Regions from separate parts of the Homo sapiens genome. Here region 2 is linked to region 1. A link is an interaction called in ENCODE POLR2A ChIA-PET data of the cell type or tissue named here. Cell type or tissue: MCF 10A. All regions are shown on one strand. Each heading gives the region's core, and the rest is flanking DNA. Links, peaks and the distances in the headings are about the cores only. Region 1 overlaps LOC105371293 (a long non-coding RNA gene). Region 2 has its middle 44 kb from the start of GINS3.

Region 1 (2,918 bases), core at 1-2,500:
ACAGCTGTCCTAGTACTGTGGACTTTCTCTGTAAGGAAAGGCATAGGAGGGGTTACTACAGGAGGGGTTTCACATACCAAATGAGGGGTCTCCAGACTGTCACCAGATGAGCTTATTGAGGCTCTGGAGTTTGGGGGCAAGGGGCTGACATCTGCCTCATGCCCCAAGAAGTTAAAAGTAGAGGCTGGAGGGATATGTACATCTAAGTGGGAGGCAGGGGCAAGGGCTCCCAGGGAGCAGACTGCTCTGACACCAAGATGGGGCAAGATAAAGGATTTTCACAAGTCAGATGTCTCCACAGAAAGAGGCTGGAGGCATATCATAAAATGCAGAAGATCAAGAGGAATCTTAAGAAAAAACACTGTGGGATCAGGGAATCAGTGGGATTCATCAGTGGGAGAATCATTAGGGAACCCACAGTAGGCCTTGGGAGTGAGAAGCTTTGGGGCACAAGCTGGTCACAAGAGCATAAGTCCGAAATCACTGCTGTCATGTGAGACCTCCTCTGCCTCTTAACGTCTCCCCTTGTGCTCTCGGGCTCTACCCTGGAAAATCCAGAGGCAACAGAGTGGAGAAGAGGAGGGGAGAAAAGCAAGATGGGAAAAGGAGACTGAGGCTGATCTGAGCTGGTATCTCATCCAGTTATTAATCCTGAAAACCTCCATATCCCAGGGATAGCTCCAGAGACGTGGATCTGAAAAAGGAAATAAACAGACCCTGGCTCAATCCTCAATCAGTAGAGTCTGTCACAGCTGAGCAACATATATCGCTTTAATCGATGTTAAGGAAGAATTGAGTTAGTAAGGAAGAGGGATATTTCAAATATTGGCAAACAAAAAAATAATAGTAATAACAGCAAACATTCGAGTGCTTTGTCCCCTAACCCTGTAAAATAAGTACTATTGTAACCAAGTATCCCAGCCTCAAACTGCGTTTTAAAACATTTTTCCCTTCTTGCTTCCAGCCTTGAAACATACTTTGAAACTTTTTGTTTTGCCTTTTCCCACCAGCCACTTCTATGAACAGTACTCGCTTATCTAATTATGTGCTTGCTTAGAAATTCCAGGGATCGATTTTGAAACAAGCCAGGCAGAGAGACCCAGCTGTGGAACCCTCTGATTAGGGGGAGTTAGGAGCAGTTAGCCCACCACTACCGCAGTCAGCATGATGCAAACCGGTCCTCCAGACAGGCGATGACTCAAGATAACAAGACCTCCTGCTGCACCACTCCCGCGTTTCTCTCACCTTTTTCCTTCTTAAACCCCTTCACTCAGCCCAAAAAGTTAGAATGGTCTTTCAGAGGCATGGGCCTGTCCATTCCCCAACTGCTAGCATTTGAATAAAGTTGCTTTCCTTTCACCACAACTTGCTTCTTGTGTTTTTGGCCTCCAAGCGGTGAGCAGCTGGACTTGGCCAGTTACACTATTACTCACCTCATTTGTATAGGTGAGGAAGTGAAAGCCAGAGAGGCGATGTGAATTACTCAGTCAAACAGCAGGTGACATGCAGAGCTAGAGCCGAAAGCTTGTACCTTTAATCATTACTCATTCCTTTCCATCCCAGTCCTTCTCCTATCCATCCAAAGCCATTCCCACTAAGGTGTTGGAAGAGTTCATTGAGATTACATTTAACCAGGTACCAGGCATGGAGCAAGCTCTGGGTTATTATTTTCCTAGATTAAAGGCCTGACTATGCAAATGTGCATCTCTAAAATGTAAGAAGCTTAGTACATTTTCCTTTGTACTGCCTTCTCTTGATATTTTCCTTTGTAGTGTCTTTCCTTGATCCTGCTCGTCTTCAGAAGTGAGGAGGAGACAGAAAAAATATTTGAAGAAATAATGGCTGAATTTTTCCACATTTGATGAAAATTACAAACCTATAGATCTAAGAAGTTCAACCAACCTCATATAACAATAAACATGAGGAAAATGACACCAAAGATACCATAACTAAATTGCTTACAACTAGGGATAAACAGAAAACCTTAGAAGCAGCCAGGAAAAAAAAAAAAGACACAGTATATACAAAGAATCAAGGATTAAAATGATAGATTTCTTGTAGGTAACAATTCAAGCTGGTAGAGTTCTGAAAGAAAAAAAAAAACACCTGTCAAACTAGAATACTTTACACAGCAAAAATATCTTTTAAAAATAAAGACAAAATAAATATTTTTTTCAGATATTCAAAAGCTTGAAAGAATTTGTTGCCAGAAGAGCTTCACTATACAAGATATGTTAAAGGATGTCCTTCAGGCAGAAAGAAGATGATACCAGATGGAAATCTGGATCAACACAAAGAAATGAAGAGCACTAGAAATGGTAACTAAGTGGATAAGTAAATATATTTCTCTCATTATTTAATTTTCTTTGAAAGATAAATAACTTTATATAACAAAAATTATGTATTGTAGAGTTTACAACATTTACATTGTAGCTAAGCACGGTGGCTCATGCCTGTAATCCCAGCACTTTGGGAGGCAGAGGCCAGTGGATCACTTGAGGTCAGGAGTTTGAGATCAGCCTGACCAACATGGTGAAACCTTGTCTCTACTAAAAAAAATATGAAATTAGCCGGGCGTGGTGGCACATACCTGTAATCTCAGCTACTTGGGAGTCTGAGGCAGGAGAATTGCTTGAACCCAGGAGGCAGAGGTTGCAGTGAGCCCAGATCGGGCCATTGCATTCCAGCCAGGGTGACAAGAGCAAAAAACTCCATCTCAAAAGAAAGAAAGAAAGAAAAAAAAAACATTTACATTGTAGAGTTTATAAGTGAAATGTATGACAATGATAGTAGAGGAGAAATGGGAGTGTGATGGTATAAAGTTCTTATACTATACATAAAGTGGTATAATAACACTTGAAGATAGACTGTACTAAGTTAAAGAAATGTACCATAAACCCCAAAGCAATGACAAAAAT
Region 2 (2,918 bases), core at 174-2,673, 100 kb before region 1:
TGGTTGCCTGTGCTTTTGAGGTTTTATTTTTTTAAAAAGCCTCGCCCAGTTCAATATCATGAAGAAGTTCTTCTAGTAGTTTCTTCTAGCAGTTCCTGGTCTTACATTTAACACTGTAGTCCATTTAGAACTGATTTTTGCATGAAACATGCTTCTCTGTCCACACCAGCAATGTGGTTTGAATGGGAGCTGGCAATTGCAGACTCCAGACTCCTGGCTAGAGTTAAATTGGATCGGGAATGGGTATCTGCTCTTTCTTCTCTCCTACATCCTGGGAAAATAATGATAGCCCCATCCTATTCACCTTTCATTAGTCCAGGCATGGACCAGTCCAAGGCCAGGCCAATCAGAGCACTTCTCTGGGTTTGTCAACTTGGAGCTAATGAGGATGTTCAAACGTGTGGAGAATGTTCACTCCCTCCACTCCCTTCACTCCACTCCTTCCACCAAAAAAAAAAAAAAAAAACAAAAGTGGAAAAATCAATTTGTAACATAAAATTAATACCTTAATCATTCTAGATGTATAACTCAGTAGTGCTAAGTTCTGATTGTTTCAGGTTGCTGTGTAAACAATCTCCAGGACGCTTTTCAGCTTGCAGAATGGAAACTGTGTACCCATTAAACATCTTCCCATTTCCCTTCCCCTCAGTCCCTAGTAACCACCATTCTACTTTTTGTCTGTATGAATTTGACTATTCTGAGTACCTCCTATGAGTGCAATCATACAAAATCCATAGTTTTGTAGTTCTCATTTACACTAAAAGAATGATTTTAAGAAACTCTACTGAACTGAAATTGCTTGCTTACAGTTTATAAATTCTCTGATTATATTATAGTCTGATTATTTAACTGCTGTAGGATGATCAGTCCTATTGTACTTTTTGGAATTTCCCAAATGAGCCATGGTAGACAGCCTCTTCATTAATCTTCATAATGACTGTACCAGATGGTATCCTGAGTCCTATGTGGATGTAACCAGCTCAGTTTCAACGTGATTACAGTTCTGCTTCAGTGGCTGAATCTGTACACTAGCTGTCCTTCAGTGAGGACAGTTTGCCCCCAGGGGACACCTGGTAATGTTTGGAGACATTTTTGGCCATCATAACTGGGGGACGGTGCTGCTGAACATCTTGCTGCACACTCAGCAGTCCTCTTCAGCAAGGAATTACCCAGTGAAAACGTCCAGAGTATCACAGTTGAGAAATCCTGATCTACACAGTAGTGATGTTTCTCTGCTTCACACTGACCACGATTTTCCAATCAAGGAATCATAGGGAACATAATGAAACTGAAAAGCGTCTGCTTGTCCCGAAAAGAGACCTAGGGAGGTTCTAACTGCTTCAGTCTACAAACAACAAAAAGATTTCTGAACGGTCCTTTTCCCTGTTTAGTGATTCCAAGACTTCAGCTTAGGTGAAAGTTTTATAACCTTTTCCTACATCTTACTTTAAATTTGTGGCATTTTGTGATAGAACCACAAATTGTACCAGTATTCTGGTTTTTTTGGAGAGAACTTTTTGGTTAGAATTCCTTCTTTTAGTTATCATGCAAGATTGAAACTCTCCTCTCTCAAGTGGTCTGGAAGATGAATATAATCCACAAATTTATCTCTTTGCAGCAAATATCTCCATATTAGTACCACCATGTAAAAATTAATCCAAAATATATAGTGCCCAGATAATTCTCTCTACTTGGTAGCCAACGTCTTGCAATAGAAATCTTCAAAATTCCAAGTACTAGTATTTCCCTGATTTCCCAGAAGAGGAGGTGAAACTAGGCATGTTAGATGTTATTTAACAGTCTAATTTAGAAGTAATCAAGAGAAGTCACGGAATCTAATAAGCTAGTTAGCAACTAAATGAATCCCTGAGTTTAAGTTAGATACCTAGTGATGTAGTTAACTTCTCTGTATTGTTAAACAAAAATCCTGGGAGGCCACTGTTTTGGGCTGAGCTCCTACACCATGACCCCAACAGACAAGACCAAACCAAAATGGAATCACTCATGCTAAATGCCAATAATTAAACTGAAACATTAAGGAAGCAGGGAGATTCCAAACAGACCAGTTTCCCCTGAAAACATGGGATTCCAGTCTATCTGAGTTAGAACGATAAGAAGGTTTCCTCTGCTTCAATCCTTCCAAAAAAGTAACCAGAAGTGACCTGATGTTAACCAATCAGTCCTTTTTTTCTTGAGACAGGGTCTCCTTCTGGCACCGAGGCTGAAATGCAATGGTGTGATCATGGTTCACTCCACCTCCCAGGCTCAAGTGATCCTCCCACCTCAGCCTCCTGAGTAGCTGGGACCACAGGCACGTGCCATCATGCCCAGCTAATTTTTAAATTTTTTGTTAGAGACAGAGTCTCCTTATGTTGCCCAGGCTGGTCTCGAACTCCTGGGCTCCAGCCCTCCTGCCTCCTTGTTCTCCCAAAGTGCTTGGATTACAGCATGAGCTACCATGCCCAGCCTCAGAGTGTTTTTATGATGTTTTGTTTCCTTGGTCTCCCTGTGACTTAGGGCAAGTACGGCTACCCCCTCTTAGGAGAGGACACTAAAGGCCTGAGTGTCCTGTCTGAGGTCCTCAGTCACTCCAGGACAGAGGCCCAAACAGAAGCCAGATCTTGGGCTGTTGAAGTTGCCCTTTGTTCATCCTGAGGGCACGACTGCTGTGTTTACAGATTATCACATAGGGATTTTTAAAAGTATAATTGGCTAAGTTTCTTCTTCAGATGCGTTAAAGAATCTGCCACCCAGGTGCCTGAAGGTGTGGTACCTGGGCAACTAAAGGTCTATGGGTAATCAATTTATTCCCAGAGTTAGGATTGGAAAAGCTCAAAGAGTATGATGAAAATGTAAGTAGTGTGTGCTAGACTTCTAGACTGTCTGTGAAATCAGCAAAATCTCAGAAAAGCATAGAA

Evidence for each region. Peaks named below come from ENCODE experiments on the same cell type or tissue, not always from the same donor. Only the 100,000 strongest peaks of a DNase experiment are listed, where the experiment ranks them.
Region 2: POLR2A ChIA-PET joins it to region 1 with 6 read pairs; 4 of 35 experiments call an interaction of 5 or more read pairs at or near these places.

The regions. Positions count from the first base shown.
Region 1 is chr16:58,242,170-58,245,087 of GRCh38, reverse strand. LOC105371293 (a long non-coding RNA gene) reads left to right here. Exons shown (of 4, transcript XR_933630.2): 3 at 2,179-2,318. Among named protein-coding and RNA genes, the nearest start is that of CFAP263, 6.3 kb to the left of the region's middle. RefSeq lists an enhancer at 1,521-1,580. In MCF 10A, for the core only: no CTCF peak of the experiment used is centred there; a DNase peak (open chromatin) is centred at 1,437.
Region 2 is chr16:58,347,281-58,350,198 of GRCh38, reverse strand. No RefSeq gene overlaps it. Among named protein-coding and RNA genes, the nearest start is that of GINS3, 44 kb to the left of the region's middle. In MCF 10A, for the core only: no CTCF peak of the experiment used is centred there; no DNase peak of the experiment used is centred there.